Linked DNA regions of Mus musculus: region 2 is linked to region 1. A link is a loop called in an ENCODE intact Hi-C map of the cell type or tissue named here. Cell type or tissue: left cerebral cortex. All regions are shown on one strand.

Region 1 (8,000 bases):
TAAGCAAAGCACCTGCTGGGGCCTCCATGTCCAACACAGACAGCCCTTGCAGTTCAGACTGCACACTGTAAGAAACCTAACCAAGGGACAGGGGCAAAGTACTTCACTGAAATCCAGTCACTTAATAGGTTACCAGGCAATCACCCACCCACAAGAAAAGGTACCTGTTCCTAAGCTGCACACAGACATCATACAGGCAACATGAACCCTTTCCTCCAGAACCATCTACATGCCTAGACATGTGGCATGTGTCCCACATCTTCAGTGTTCCATGGAGCATAGATTCTCTACTCTCCCTTGACCTGCACTAAAGATGATGTCATCATCCCAGGATGGGCACCCCACGGGAGTTCCTCAGAAGCACCTAGACCTTTAAGAGTCCTTCCTTGAGCACAGCATTTAAGGAACAAACAAGTCCTCAAGCAACACACTCCATCAGCTCCCTCTTGCTTGGTGTGGCATGAGACTACTTCTGGGTAATCAGGGTTGAGGGCAGAGGATAGACAATGTGGGGCCTGCGGGATGATCAAGAACAGGTCTGCAGTGAGTGAAGGGAAGCTCTGATGAGGGAAGCCCTAGCCCCTACCTCTTAGGACCCTGCAGCTCCAGGAGTCAATTGGGGAGGGGAGCTATCACAGGAGCCATCCCTTCCAAGTATGGCTACTTACCCTGAAAGCACAGGAGAAGCAAGATAAAGGCCCTGGGGACAATGACTTTAATGACTTTCCAGGGGAAGGCAAAACTTCCTCGCCTCCCATGGCACCCCTGTAAGAAAGAGGCTCTCCGGTTTAGTCCAGAGGGAAAGCCCTCAGCTCTCCACCCTGCACAAACAGGAGCCCTGCAGGCAGGCGATGATGCACAGAGGAAGCTGACCCAGGCTGGCTGCCTACTAATACCCCACCATTGAACCGGAGACCACCAATCCAGCAGCTTGCTGACCCCTCCAGCTCCTCTGCTGCCTCTTCCTCTTCCTCTGGTTTGGGAAGGAGGAGGGGCATCCACGTTCTCTAGGGAGTAGAGCCCCGCGAAGTGACCCCGTTTCACAATGAAATTGAGCTGCCATTTTCATCTTCTTCCCAAATGTCAGCAGAGCTAGATCAGATTAGGAAGTAATCTCTTGCCCAAATTCATTTCCGAACAGGAGAGGTGGCTGCGGGCGGGGCGAAGTTTGTTGTTTCTTTCCTTATTCCCACCCGGCTTTCCCTCCCCATACCTGGGTGGGAACAGCGAGTACAAGTTGAAAGGAGTGCCCTTAAGGGACCCTAGCAAGGCCGGGGCGCTGAGGGAAGCCCCTCTCCTCCGTATGGAGCAGCCATAAGGGCCTGCACTCTGCAGCAGCAGCAGCAGCAGCGGTGGCTGGCGGCGTTTGTTCTCAAATAGCTCCCACAGATCAGAGAGGCCCCCCGGGGCGTCCGTCCTGGGCTGCAGAGAAACAGAATAAGGGACCAGAGTGCACAGGGCCCGGGGGACAGTCGCTGGTTGCGACTGTGAGTTACCTTCCACCTTTAGGCTGAGGTCCCATCCCTGGTCCCTGGCCTTGGCATCCCCAGTCATGTAGTCTCCCACCCCAGGGGCCAGGGTGGTAAAGGGGGAGAGGAAAAGCAATTACAACAGAGAGAGAGGGAGAGACAGAGACGGAGAGAGAGACAGAGACGGAGAGAGACAGCAGACAGAGCGACAGAGAGACAAAGACAGACACAGAGACAGAGAGACACATACAGACAGAGAGACACAGGAAGAGAGAGAGAGAGAGAGAGAGAGAGAGAGAGAGAGAGAGAGAGAGAGAGAGAGAGAGAGAGAGCACAAATAAATGGCCAAGGAACTGGTCAGTATCCTGCACGAGGCCTCACTTGATGCACTAGTGACCAGAACACAGCCGTTGGCCTGAATACTTAATTACCCCCAAGTGAAAATTCCCCATCTAATTTGATATTTGGTTCTTTGCAGATGCTATAGCCTTCGTAAATAATATACAAAGTAAGAAACCTAATCCCGCCTGCTAGAATGTTTAATTCATCATTATGCGAGCTAATTGGAAGGTGATTATATGGTAATTGCTCATTAGTGGTGTATATTTATCGCTGTACCTTATGTCAAGGCCATGGGAATTGTGTAGAGTCTGTTCTCTCATTTCAAGGATCAGTTTCAGAAGCAGGAGTGAAGCAAGCAAGATCAAGTTCTTCCTGACGTCAGGGTCCAGTCGGGGCTATGGAGACCCAAGCTATATATAGGACCTGGAGGTAGCTGAGGCCAGGAGCCGCCCAAAGTCCTATATATAGGTTCAGTCGCCACGATCTGGGAGATTGCTGACAACCAGTCCACAGCAAGGCAAAGCTGGTCCTTCTGGCTCAATTTCCAAAAGCGACCCCAATCCCCTGCCTAGGCACTGCTGGGGCCCCTCAGGTGCGTCTTGGTCCTTGGGTGTATTCTGAGAAGCCCCATACTGTCTCTAGGGCTCCTCTGATGAGTATGCAAAGCGACAGTAAAGGTGGAGTTGGGGGAGGGGCGCGGGGGAGGAGATGTCAGGGGGTAGAAAAGCTCAGGTTTGGTTTGGAAATTAAGCGTGGGATGGATCTAGGTGGGTTGACTTGGAGATGGATAAGGAATTTGGGATGACAAAGGTCTCCTTTTCCTCCCCCTCCCTGGGGTGTGGGACCATCCCCACCTTGGTCATCTGTGCCAAAATTTCTCTCCAGTTAGCCTTTCAGTAAAGTAGGATGCGGGCTCCATGACCGGACAGTGTGAGCTGGCACCTAGAAAAGGAGTGCAAAGTCTCTGGGGTGAGTGGCAAGCCAGGGAGAAGGAACTGTAAGCATAAAGAAAGGCAGGATGTGAGCCCTTCCCAGTCCCACCAGCTGCAGCTGGGTTAGAAACTTGGGAGAGGCTGGGCAGCAGGTCTGAGGCCTCTAGGGTGTGAGAGGGCAGCTTGGTCTGCAGGGGAACCAGGAAGGAACAAAAGGGGGCCATGGCCACAGGACTAGGCCCTGACTCTTGGGGACTAGCCTCCAGGAGCGCATTTTTGCACGTGGTTGTGATCTTTGGCGCGCTCTGGCGCCCCCTCAGAGGAGCGCGTTGGCTTTTGCCCTTATAGAGACCTCAGCCCCGGGCACAGGCACCGGTCCCCAGCCTGCAGCAGGCACCCCGACTTGCAGCCTCGGGCCCTCCCAAGCTCCCCTGCTGGGCAACAGGCTCTAATGAACAAAAGGCCAATTAGAGGCTGGGGCGCGGCTGATGAATGGACCTTTCGCTTTCAAGCGTGGCACTGCTTCGGGTTTCCTGGCGCACAGGATCGCGCCTGGAGAAGTTGCCTCCCGGAGCCGGGTCACGGCTGGGGTCAGAGGGTTCTCAAAACTCCAACTTCCCCCTCGCTACGGGGCTGGTTGGGGAAAATAAATCAGGAGGCTAAGGCACAGACTGTTTCCGGGCTCCGCATCCCGGCGTGGTGGCCTAGTACTATAAGGCAATCCTCGACCTCGCCCGCGGCTGCTCCGAGGCAGCACTCAAATAAATCAAGTGCTGATTGCAGAAATAATAGAGTTCGGCCTAGAAAAAGATGCGCAGTTACAAAAACTGTCTGTTGTTTACCGAACTCCAGAAGCTGGTGGTGCACTTCGAGAATAACACCCCAACACAAGCCTCCACTCTTCTCATGCGTAGACCCCAAGATACAAAAATGCAACATTAAATGCTGGACATGGATGTTCATTAAGGGAATTCCCCCCAACCCAAACAGGAAGAAGAGTCCCCACAAATCACAAACACCATACCATCCTCTAAAACGCAAACAAACGATATCCACAGATATCTTATACAACCAGACCTGGTGCACAAATCTAATAAGCTGTATGTTCACACCTTATTAGGCGCTTCATTCTCAGCCCTATGACTGCAAGTTCTTGTCCTGACGCAAAACAATACAGAGCCACGAGGGAAGCTGGACATCTTGCCACAATCTATGCAGGGAACTCTAACTTCCTCAGCTTTTGCGTAAAGTAAACAATCAGCACGGATACAAACAAACTTGAGTCCTAGGTGAGAACGCTCAACTGAGTTTCCATAATCCACAAACACAGCTGTAGGGTGGACCGAGACACATACCTATTACAAACGTACTATCACAGACCTCCAGCCTAACCGACCCATATACTGACTTACAACTGCCCACTTGTGGGCAGCCCAGTCTGGCCCCCATCTTACCACCACAGAACAGGGCACAGAGCCAAGCCTCCGAACCTTCAGAATCCCTCCCCAACCCGCCAGTGTGTCCAGGACTTTGTTTCCTGAGACTCGAGGCCGGACGGGGAGGAGCCCAAGTTTCCCAAACCACGCTCAGGCCGGGGGGGGGGGGGGGGGGGGCTTTCAAGTCGGATCGGCCTGGCTTGCCTCTGTAGCTGCCACAATCCGCCCCTATTACAAAAGTGGCCCGGCAGGTTCCGGGCCTCGGCCAACGTGCCCGCTCCGGCTCGGTTCGGCTGCCAGAAGCAGAGTTCCAGGGAGCTGGAACTCCACACATCCAGAATGTTAGCTAGGAACGGTGACTCCCGGAAATCCAAGGTTTCTGCCAGAACCAGATGGTTTTAGTTGCTTCGGGAAGTTATGTGTTCGAAGGGAGAAATACTCAGCTCAGGTGTATATCGCAGGAGAATGTAGTCCTGGCCCGCTTCCACTTGACCCTATTAGGAAAAAGGAAACTGAAAACCTGGGATGACTGAACATTCTTTGGCACAGGGGGGGACACACTGGTGGGGCGGGGCAAATATGTCAATTTACAGCCTGCAAGTCACAGGCAAGACAAGGGACAACCAGCATGCAGTTAGTTGGCTGTGCTCTGGAAGTAAAGCTCAGCCCTGCCCACTAGGCACATAGAGAGCCCTGCCCAGAGCATCCAGGCCTGGCACCTACGGAACACGAGTGGGAACTCAGCTTCCACTGGCCACAGCCAAGCTCCAGTGCACAGCAAAGGGGACTGGACGCGAAGCACATGCGCCCCCGCTCACCCTGACCCAGCCCTACGCCCAGATAGGCATCGTGGGATGGCATCTCGCAAATATTTATATTCTTCAGCGCCACGGCAGCCCGCGCCCACATTAGACGCTCTAATCCTGCCACTTTAAATAGATGAATTAATAAAGCAAACGAGCGGCTAATAAGCTGACTGTCCTGCCTTTTTGAGGCGGGGGGAAGGACTCGAAAGTGCGCCAAATTTGTTTGCAGTGGATCAAGGCGAGCCGCCTCTGCTTCACTTTCTTTATCTTAATTCCGACTTGAAAAGATATAATTATCTAGTTTGAACAGAGCGGCTATCAAATCCTTCTTTGGGCCGGGAAGGGGGGCGTTGGAGTGGATTGCGGCTCTCTGAGCCGCTCGGTGCAGCCGGAGATAGCGCGTAATGAAGATGTGGAGGCCCGAGATACAAAGGGCATTAACCTCATTAGCATGAAACCTTTTCTTCCTACCATTGTGGGACCCTTTCAGCCGCCTAATCCCCCCTATTTTCAAAGCTTGGTTTGTAATAAAGCTTTTAGGTTTTTTTTTTTTCCCCCTCAAAGCTAATAGTATTCTCTGATGATTTTATTGCTGTCACACTGCATAGGACATTTAGAAAAAAAACTCTTCACCACTCCCCTTTCTCGTACTTAAATTTAAGTTTATGGTTACTGCAGAAAGCTTTTTTCCAAGATGGTACTTTTTTAAATAAAAGGGTCAGTCTCAGTTGTAAGGAGACTATACTCTACTCTATATCCAAACCATTCCAGGTTTGGGAGGGTGGGATGCATGAAGAAAGTAACCTGCTCTTAGCAAAAGGGAGAACAGTCAGTGATGGACCATCCCACTGTGGAAGCAGCCCAAGCCCCACGCATCTTTGTGGAATTCCCGAGTTGCACCTGTCCCTGTGGAAGGCAAGCCCGGATCTTCCTGAAACCTCTCTACTACCGGTACCCACAATACAAACTCCAGAGGAACGGCCTTTGTGAGCTCAAAGTATGAGCAGCCAGGTCTGCCCAGGGACCAAGACCAAGGGGAGAAGGGTGATAAACAGAGATACAGGGGCAAGAAGAAAAAAAAAATAAGAGGGAGAGAAACAGAGAATGAATTCTCCTTTAGAGGAGGGGAGGAAAAACAGAAAGAAAAGATTCCATAGTGCCCTAAAGTCCCCACACGTGCACGGAATGTCTAATCTTAACTTTTCAAGGCAGGATGTTAACAAAGCTTGTATTTTTGCCCCTGCATTGTAACTTGGCCTTATCACAGTGTAAAGGGTGGGGGAGATTGTCCTAAATTATGTCCAGGCAGCCCCCCTGGATCCGTGGATTAAGAGATTAAAGGAGACCACTGGGCAAGGCCTCCTCTTTTCCCTTCATATTCCTGGTATGATAATTGCTTAAACTGATTTGCACTTTCACAAAAGCTCACAGGACGCTTTGTAGCTCGAACAGAACAGACGAGGTTTCTCTATCAATGGAAATAAAACTGATTAATGCAGCCTATCGGGATAGGAAGCAAATGAAGCATGCAAAAAACAACCTCATACCCTCGGCAGGGGGAGGACAGGGAAAGAGCGAAGTTTTCTTTGAGAATGGTTACAACTTTTACTTTAATGTTAAAATTAAGAGTGGAAGATCTCTCAGAATGCTTGCCTTATAAGGCTTCGGGGGCCTTTGGGTTCATCTCCCTCACTTTATGCAGATTAGAGTGAAAGAGAGAGGAAAGGAGAAAAGAAAAGAGAGAAGAGGAGGCTGACTTGTCCTGAAGGGGTTTGAAGTCAGAAATGAAGTTAGAAGCCCCAGACCTCGGGTTCTAAGAATATTCTCCAGGCCAAAACTAGGTTCTAAACTTTACAAAGAAAAGGAAATCAGAAGTAAAGTGAAGGGTTTTTTTTTGTTTTGTTTTGTTTGTTTGTTTGTTTTAGTTTTTTAGCCTGGAGTTGAAACTAAAATCCTTCAGCAAAGTTGCTTGGACAGCTTCTCTCCTCTTCCTCTTCTGAAAGAGTTTGGCTGTCTTAAGCATCTCCCTTCACATCTCTTTAAAATACAAGCCCTCAAAAGCCACCAGTCTGGCTCTTTTGTGGGCGGGGAGTCAGGGTCTCTGGAGCCTAGCTGGAGAAGGCCCACATTCGAATTAAAGAGTTACTTTTGTAAAGATCCACTTCAGTTTCCCAAGACAACTACTCTGAGGGCATATTGATAAATCTTTATTGACAAAATATTGACATTGACATACTTCTTGGAAGTATATAGTGTGTTAGAATTCTAACAAATTAACACAAAACACAAAAATATTTACAATCTGGTATAGAAGACACTAAGGAAGCATTTGTAACCCTCTTTAGTAAGTCTATGGTCTTGGAAGAGAAACTCAGTGCTTGAAAACTCCCATGTCCTTGGCCACGCCACCATCACCCCATTAAATACAGTCCTTCCTTCCACTTTTGCAATAGACAGACTTAAAAGTTCTGAATGGCCATTATGATGAGTGGCTGGATGCAGTCAATCTCTCCAACCACTAAAAGGAAAAGTTGACTTGGTGATTTAAAGTATCAGAATGTTAGGAAAGGAAATATCCAAGAAATAGAATTAATTTGGGTCTTTTATCGTGGGTTGTTTTTACCCCTAGCATGAGTCCTGATTCTTCTCAGGGGCACCCTCCCCCGCCCTCCATCCCAGTCCTGCTCCCTCATTTCTCTGTCAGAGGACCACTATCTCCGAGCCTACTTCGTTTAGCTTTCACAATCACTTTGACAATAGAAGGTATCAAAAAAGTGTTTTTACAGACTGAACATTTCTCAGAAAAAAAATAAAAAATAAAAATACACAGAACCTGTCTTTAAAAGAGGAATAAAATTACAATTCAGTTTTTAGACACCATTCGCCCGACAACTGCTACATGCAATTCAAGTTTTGAAACAGGTGTAGGATGGGGCTAGACATGGAATTTTGTATGTTATTTCTAATTAAAGATGAGGGGGAAACACTGTGAAGTGCAAAATTAAAAGTCCTGTG
Region 2 (8,000 bases), 180 kb before region 1:
ATCCCACTGTGTCCAATAATTAATGTTTCTTCCCTCACTGCAACGCCATTAATAAGGGGGCTCTTCCAAGAATCGGGTAATTGGCTGGCTAGGCGTCATTAGAGTATTTATAGATAAGCTTGGGTCTAGAGACAGAGAGGAAGGCTGACTGTGTTTATTTAGACACTATTATCTATCGCTAATGTGCTATCTGCGTGCCGATCGTCCCCGTTCTCTGGGCTCTAATGATACAGAGCACACTCACAGTGTGACTTCTGTGACCTGCAAGTTGCCTTTGTCTCTGCTCTCCACAGCGGACAGAGAAGGAGACGCAGGGCTTGCAACAGCTCCTGTGACTCTCATTCTTTCCTGGTGAACCTCTCCTTTCCTCTGAGAAATTTAGAATGAGGATCTCAAACTACCAGAAAGACAGTTTCTCCTAATTAAACCTCAGAGGAGGGGAGCTTTCTGGGCTTTGTGATTATCTGAAGGGTTTTTTGAAAATGGAAATTTTGTTTCTTTGTAGGAAGAGGAGGAAGAGGCAGGCAGCTTGGATTTCAAAGTGTCTCTCCAGCAATGAGGGACTGGAGCAGGCTGATCAAGTGAGTGGAATCTCTCTCTCTCTCTCTCTCTCTCTCTCTCTCTCTCTCTCTCTCTCACACACACACACACACACACACACACACAAGTGTGCATGCGCACATATACATATACATGTACATACATGCATACACACATTCAAAGAAGCACACACACAAACCTACACACACATTTACACAAGTACACACATGTGCACACACACACACACACACACACACACACATACACACATCGCTGACAGAGAAGAGCTTCTTGGATCCTGGGATGGGGGGACCATCACCATCACCAGGACAATAGTGAACACACGCTTACTGACATGTACACAGTGAAATCATCTCCAGAAAAATCAACTCACAATCTGAGTCCAAAAGTCATTTTAAAAAGATAAAAAGGAGGCAGGCAGAGGCAGGCAGTTCTCCATAGGTTCAAGGTCAGCCTGGTCTACATACCAAGTTCCAGACTGGCCAGGGCTACACGGTAAGACCCTGTTTCAAAAAAAAAAATCAAATAAATAAATAAGTGCTCTAACATTATTGATATCTAATATTAGTGTTAAAAAATCAAAGTACCCTGTAAATTATCCCTTTTGTTAAAAAAAATCACTCAAAATCTCTCTCTCTCTCTTTCTCTCTCTCTCTCTCTCTCTCTCACACACACACACACACACACAATCAGTTTTTAAATGCTGAAATTGTGACTTGGGAGATAGCTCAATCTGCAAAGAGTTTGATGCATGAGGACTGAGTTCAGACCTCATCACCTCACCCCCACCCCTACCCCCACAGCTGTATGTGTTGGCACACACCAGTTCTAGTACCAAGGAGGTGGGGACTGGGCACTGCTGTGAGTTGCTGGCCAGATATTCTGGCTGAATCTTTGCGCTCCAAATTCAGTGAAAGAATTTGACTCAAAGGTAATATGACTCAAAAGTAATATGGGAGAGAGTAATTGAAAAGATAGCGGACACATACACAAATCACAAATGGACACTTTGTAGCAACAACCTATTAAAAACAAATCTTGCTATGGGGGAGATGATGCTCTTTTCAGATCCACGGTGACTTGATCCATCTCATCCACTTCCAACCTGGCTTGATCTTAAAGCTGTTCTCTCCTTGTTTTTTGTTTTGACTTTTCCTTTGTGTGTGTCTCTGCTACATGTGTGCATGCATATGCATGTATTTGAAACAGGGCTTCTCGTGGGTCTATAGCTATAGTTCATCAATTGGTTAGGCTGTCTAGACTGTTTCTACTTCTCAGTAAAGGGAACACAAGGCGGCACCACTACACTTTTAACATGAATTCTGGAAATCAAATTCCAGTCTTCACATTGGTAGGGCAAGCACTTTACCTACTGAGCTATCTCCGTGGCCGAGATTTGTTTGTTTACAACTGTGGATTCATGTAACCTGGGCTATTTTTGAAGTTGATTCATATTGGAGGATAGCCTTAAATGCCTGTCCCTCTTAGCTCCACATCCCAAGTGCTGGATGGGGTTAGAGGTGTATACCCCCATGCCTGACACTAAAAGCTCTTCTTTTCATGGTCTGTCTCTAGCCACATACGGCTTCCACAGCTTTCCCCTACAAAATAAAGCCACCAGATTGTGGACTAATGATTTCCCAGAAACAGGACTGGACAATACATGCATGTAGCATCACCATCTATAACTCAGCAAACACTGCATGGTGCAAAACCCTGTGCTCAGGGTTAGGCACTGCTCTGTGTTGCATGGAATAGTAGGGAAAAGGAATACAGGAGACCTCATGAGCTCAGCACCTGCCTCTGAGATGAGGCTGGGGCTGATGATGCTCATGCTGTGGGGTTGGACTTGAAAGAAGAGGGCAGCAGGCATAAAGGGGGGACTCTGCCTACACATTCATGACTCTCAAGCAGGAGCACATTGGCCTCATCTTTGAATGCATCTGCCTGGTAGATCCTCTCTGCTTCTCTCCTGTCTCCCCTCTCTTCTCTCCACACACACAGTCAAGAGCTTGATTTGTCTCTGTTTTGGAAAAAAAAAAAAGGCTCCCAGAATATTGACCTGTGTGTGAACGCATGATGTAATTTGCAAATTAAGTATGTAATGCTTTTAGCAACAATGTGGCCTTTCCTCCTGTATACCCCACCACTGGGACCAGCTAATTTGCGGGCACATCTGCTGTAGGTGTTGGGGAATACTCTGGGAGATATTCTTAGCTCCTGGCCTGGGGGCTAAATGTCGAGAGGCTGGCTCCTGAGATACAACGATGCCTGAGGCAGCAGTCAGGTAACGGGACCAATCAGAGATTTACAAGACATGGGCAAGTGGCCTGCGTAGATCAGAAAACCAGAATAAGAGTCCTACCATTGCAAGCAGGTAACCGACAGCCACGGTAAAGGAGAAAGCTGTTCCACCAACAAGCAAAGCGTGAGAATGCTCTTCTGATAGCACCTTAATTTGCATAGTGGCTGCTGTGTAGGTGGCTTCCTGCAGCTGCCAGAGAGAGGGATGCAAGGGAAGAGAAAATGAGATCTAGTCATCATGCTTGTCTGAAAGAACCTCCACTCCCACCCTTCAGATTTAACCTTGGCTCCTCCTTAAAGTTCAGAGATGACATAGTTTGTGTACATTTAGAATAGTCTGAGCAGCATAGCACCTTAACCGTGACATAGAACCAGACAAAATGACACATGGCATATTTCCATAAGGGTATGTGCTAATGTGATGTCACTAGTGCACCCCAGACACGATTTAGGCACACATGCTTAGGTATGAAATCAGAGTGCTATGATACAAACTGATAAGTATATTGCTTTGAGTGAGGTGGCAAGATAGTTGTTATTTAAAGTGCTTGCTGGCAAGCCTGAGAGCCTGAGACTCATGCCTAGGGCCCACATGGCAGAAGAGAAAACTGAACCTGGCAAACTGTCTCCTTCCTTTCACACGTGTACCATGGAATGCCCATTCCCACTCCAAAGACACAGGCACAGATACAGACAGACAGAGACAGAAAGACAGACAGTCAGACACACACACACACACACTCTGTAACAACAGAAAAAGTCACAGATGCCCAATATTTCCAACACAGTGACTGCAACTTCGCCTAGCTAAAACAGAGCAGCTTCCTTCTCTTCCACCAACCATGGACATTGTACACTGTAGCACACACTGAATCCGTGAAATAGAGCAGCCTGGGAAAATGACAGAGTCCCCTCTCTGCACCCCCCCAAGACAGTGAGGACAGGGACAATATAATAACTAGCCCCACACTGATCCTATCCAAGAAGTATAATCGGTGGGAAGAGAAACACCCTTCTTCTAACCAAGACCTTGGAAATACCTGCAGGTGGGCTGGGTAAGACAGGAGTCCCCTCCACAGGCCAGAACCTTGCAGACCTTTCTGAGGCTCAGCTCAGGCTTCCCACAAGGATCAAGCTTGGTAGTGCCCTGTGGCTCACCCAGAAAACCCCAAGCCTGTTGAGAAGCAGACAGACCTTTTGGGAGCTGACAAGAGAACTCATTTCTCTGCATGTATCTTGATCTAGCACCCAGGCCAGGAGGCCTAGGAAGAGAGACCAATAAATATGATAAGCAGAAAGGGTTTCTCAGCCCATCTGTGGCCCAAAGACTTTCCAGATCCTCACAGACTGCTTCTAACCAGAAATCAGGGTGCCTGTGTGGGGCCTCTGAGCAACGTGTGGCACCCGGCCTAGCAGCAGCGATAGACTCAGGGAAGCTTCTCCACCTTAGCATCTTTTAATGAGTCAAATCCTCTAGCTGCTGCTGGGGCCTCAGAGACCAGCTATTAATGAGCGCTTGGAATAGATGGAGCCTGTTTTATCCATGTACGGTGGCCTGGGAGAGACACTTCAATTTCCATCCCCCATCTGCTGCCATCTTCAAGTATCTCCTTAAGGGCAGGAGAACACTTTACCAGTTTTGTCTTTAAAGAGACTAGTTCAAAGAGCGCCGTGCCTCCACCAGCCCCATTCTATATGTGAGCTTTTTTTCAATTTTCAAAGTATATATTTAGATTGTATACTGAAGCCTGAGACACACGGCAGGCAGCAGGGCCCCAGCTGTACACATCTCTTTTTGCCTGCTGGGCCTGTGGGAACTGGGTGTGCCCAAATGGTTCTTGATTTGAGTCTCACAGTTGCATGTATGACTCCTAAATTGTGTGTGATAAAATGCCTGTGGAGGTGAAGCCAAAAGTGTACCCAAGGCCTTCAAAACACTATGAGGCCGTACAAGGGGTATCTCTGACCCAGGTCACAAGAGGAGTCCAAGAGAAAGGACTATATGTAGGCTGCAATTTCCAGGAGACCTTCTGAAACTAGAAGAATGTCCTGAATTGATAAGGAGGAAAAAAGAAAAAGAAATATAGACCTTAGAAGAAAATGTTGCTAGGAGGTCCTAGGACAATTGTGTTGTTCCAGAAGATTGTCATCTAACATAGGAAGTGAGGGTAAACCTAGTGAGGGGACAGTCTAGTGGTGTAACACAGAGTAGGATTTCTGGCTCTGACATTTGCCAGCTGTGTGGTTTTGGAAAAGTTGCTTAGCCTCTCCGAGTCTCTGCTTTTAATACATAAAATGGATACTAATTCTTCTGTCTACAGAACAGTTAAAAGTATACCCAGCTAGCTGGGTACAGTGTGTGTGTGTGTGTGTGTGTGTGTGTGTGTGTGTGTGTGTGTGTGTGTGTGTGTGTGTGTGTGTGTGTGTTGAGACTGTGTCACACTATGTTCATCTCTGTGGTCTGGTCATCATCAGAGCAGCAAAGCACTTCAATCTCTTTCATGCAGGGCTCTGAGCATGCTACTATGGAGAGGTCCCTGTGCACCCACTCCTGTTTCCTGCTGCAGTCCGTGTGAACACAGTTCCTCATGCCTACAGTCCTTCTCACACTTGATTCTCTGTTGTGGGTCTTTCAAGGGATTGGTTCACAAGCTTAATCTCAGAGGACAGAGACTGAACACAAGGACTTAGACAAAAAGAACTGTAAAAGAGTTGCATGTCCAACTGGACCCAGAGCACTTGTAGTTAACCAGATGTGCAAGCAAGATGCATTGGAAGGCGTTTGTAACAGGCTGTGTAACATCTTCCTCAAACTGCTCACCTGCTAGTCCCACATAGAGGATGGCAAGGGAATGGTAAGGGACCTTGGCTGTCATGGGCCAAGTTCTGGACATGATAATTATTGTATATCATTTAATTCAATCCTCTCAGTCAGGGTTCCATCCGCACCTGGACCACAGAAAAGAGGGACAAGAAACTTCGCTATTTTGCTTAAGTTCATCCAGGAAGTTCACATAGGAAGATGGCTAAATGTATAGAACACAGCTGTACAACCTGAGAACTTGACTGTGGATTCCTAACTCAAGGATAAATGGTTGGATAGGGCAGCATCCACCTCTAAGACCAGAGCTGGGAGGCAGAGACAGGCTGATGCCTGGAACTTGCTAGTCAACTAGTCTAGCCCATCAGGGACCTCCAGGGATCTCAATGAGAGCTCTTGTCTCAAAGAATAAAGTGAAGAACAGTCAAAGAAGACACAGTGGCTTGTGGTCTCCATAAGCACACACACACACACACACACACACACACACACACACACACACACACACACACACACACACATCACATCGCTCTACACGCTGAAAGGTCACAGCAAAGTTAGAATTATCTTCTACATAGAGTCTTGGTTGTATCTGTTATGGCATCATCTTGAGCTTGACTGAAAAAAACACCATGCTGACACACCTGTAGTAGATTACCAAGTCACAGGACACCTCAGCCCACGGGGACTCATCATGGACCAACACCACTACGGGGTTTTCATGTAAAGTCTTTTATGGAAGCCCCTTCTGGAACACAGAAGGCTAAGGGTCCTGTCACCCTTCTATCCTTCCCTGATCCTTTCTGCCCATCTCTAGCTCCACTGGCTCTCTCTACTCAGTGTGCTAACCCTGGGGACTTGCTTCTGGCCCTGAACTGGCTTCACTGATCTCAGGGTCTACCAAAGTACCTTCGAGAGCCCGCCTTACTCCCCTTCAACCCTTCTCCCAAGCATGTATATCTCATGAGGAGCTGGGAGGGTACCTCCTGCCCTTAATGCTTACTGATGTGCCAAGTCACACCAGGCAGTGTAAGTCCTCACTAACTTCTTATTTACAACAATTTTTGTCACATGTAAGCAGTCTGGCTTGTGGTGGTGGCAGGGTGGGGCTGTGGAGGGGGTGGTGGTTAAGTAATAATACAGCAAATTGACTGTTGAAAGTTTCTGGCTTTGACTATAAGCCTGATGGTCACCAGTTGTCCAAAGCATCTCTGGTCTCCTAATTTGATTTGCTTTTCCCTATACCACTCCCAGTGCCTACAAGTAGAGGCAAAGTGGTGGAGGCCTCCAGATGCCACGGGGCTAATAAAGCTTGCTTTCTCCCAGCATGCTCTGTGCTGTCAGAAACCGGCAATTAACTTAATAGGGTTCTTGAAATGGAGTCGATCCGGGAAATGTGGCATGTGTTGACACTCTCCTGCTGATCCAAGCTGCCTCCCACCATTGACTCGCCGGGTCTGTTTGCTGTTTGAATTATTTAGGAGCTTGTTATGTGAATTAAAAAGCAGCACTTTGCAGCGTTAAGTCTAATATTTTATGATCTTCAATTGATTAGGTAGGCTTGCAGGATTACAAGCAAAGGTTAAGGAAAAGCTCGCCTGAGACAGACAGGCGGCTCTCCCCAGCGTGGTTTGCATCTCAGAAACTTGTATGTGACTCCAGAAGGGGCCTGCCCCCTTTGCTCCCGTCCTCAGAACACATTCCAGAACCCTGTTTCTGAAGGTCAAATGGCTCTGCCCGCCAAGGACAGCAGGTTCCATGGGTCTCTGGTCCAAAAGGAGGCTGGTCCCCATGTCTACCTTGCTACAGTGGGCACTGCATAAAGGAACTAAAGACCTGCAAGGATAAGAGCTGGCTATGGAAACTCGCTGTCCAACTGGACGTGGGGTGCATGCTTCCATTGTACCGACTCTCACCAAGGGAACAGGCAGCACTCTCTGTGCATCACGAATCCACAGACTGCCAAGGCCACAGAGGCTACTCTCCATGAGCACCCTGCATGTTCTCATCCAGCCTGCCAGACAGTTGCTCGCTGTTCTCTACCCTACACTCTGCGGCTAGAGGGGTCTTTTTAGATTAGCTCAGACCATGACATTCCCCTGCTTAAAAACCTTCATTGGCTCCCCATTGCATATTAAATAGACAGGGATCACTTAATGACAGAGATACATTCTCAGAAGTGTATCACTAAGAGATATTGTGGTTGTAAAAACATCATAGAGTATACTTATACAAATAACATGGTCATGACACCACCAGATGATGTGATGCTATGAGTCCGCCAACATAGGCACTCATATATGCTACCCATCAC

The links. A loop is a pair of places that touch in the nucleus more often than their neighbours do. Peaks named below come from ENCODE experiments on the same cell type or tissue, not always from the same donor. Only the 100,000 strongest peaks of a DNase experiment are listed, where the experiment ranks them.
Region 2: a loop joins it to region 1, with 1.9 times the contacts of the local background. A loop is called at or near these places in 1 of 42 quality-filtered maps.

What each region holds. Positions count from the first base shown.
Region 1 is chr19:59,464,529-59,472,528 of GRCm38, reverse strand. It overlaps Emx2 (empty spiracles homeobox 2), which reads right to left. Exons shown (of 3, transcript NM_010132.2): 3 at 7,172-8,000. Among named protein-coding and RNA genes, the nearest start is that of Emx2, 9.8 kb to the right of the region's middle. In left cerebral cortex, a CTCF peak has its summit at 3,175; DNase peaks (open chromatin) are centred at 4,442 and 4,659.
Region 2 is chr19:59,645,865-59,653,864 of GRCm38, reverse strand. No RefSeq gene overlaps it. Among named protein-coding and RNA genes, the nearest start is that of Gm19956, 4.9 kb to the left of the region's middle. In left cerebral cortex, no CTCF peak of the experiment used is centred here; a DNase peak (open chromatin) is centred at 3,051.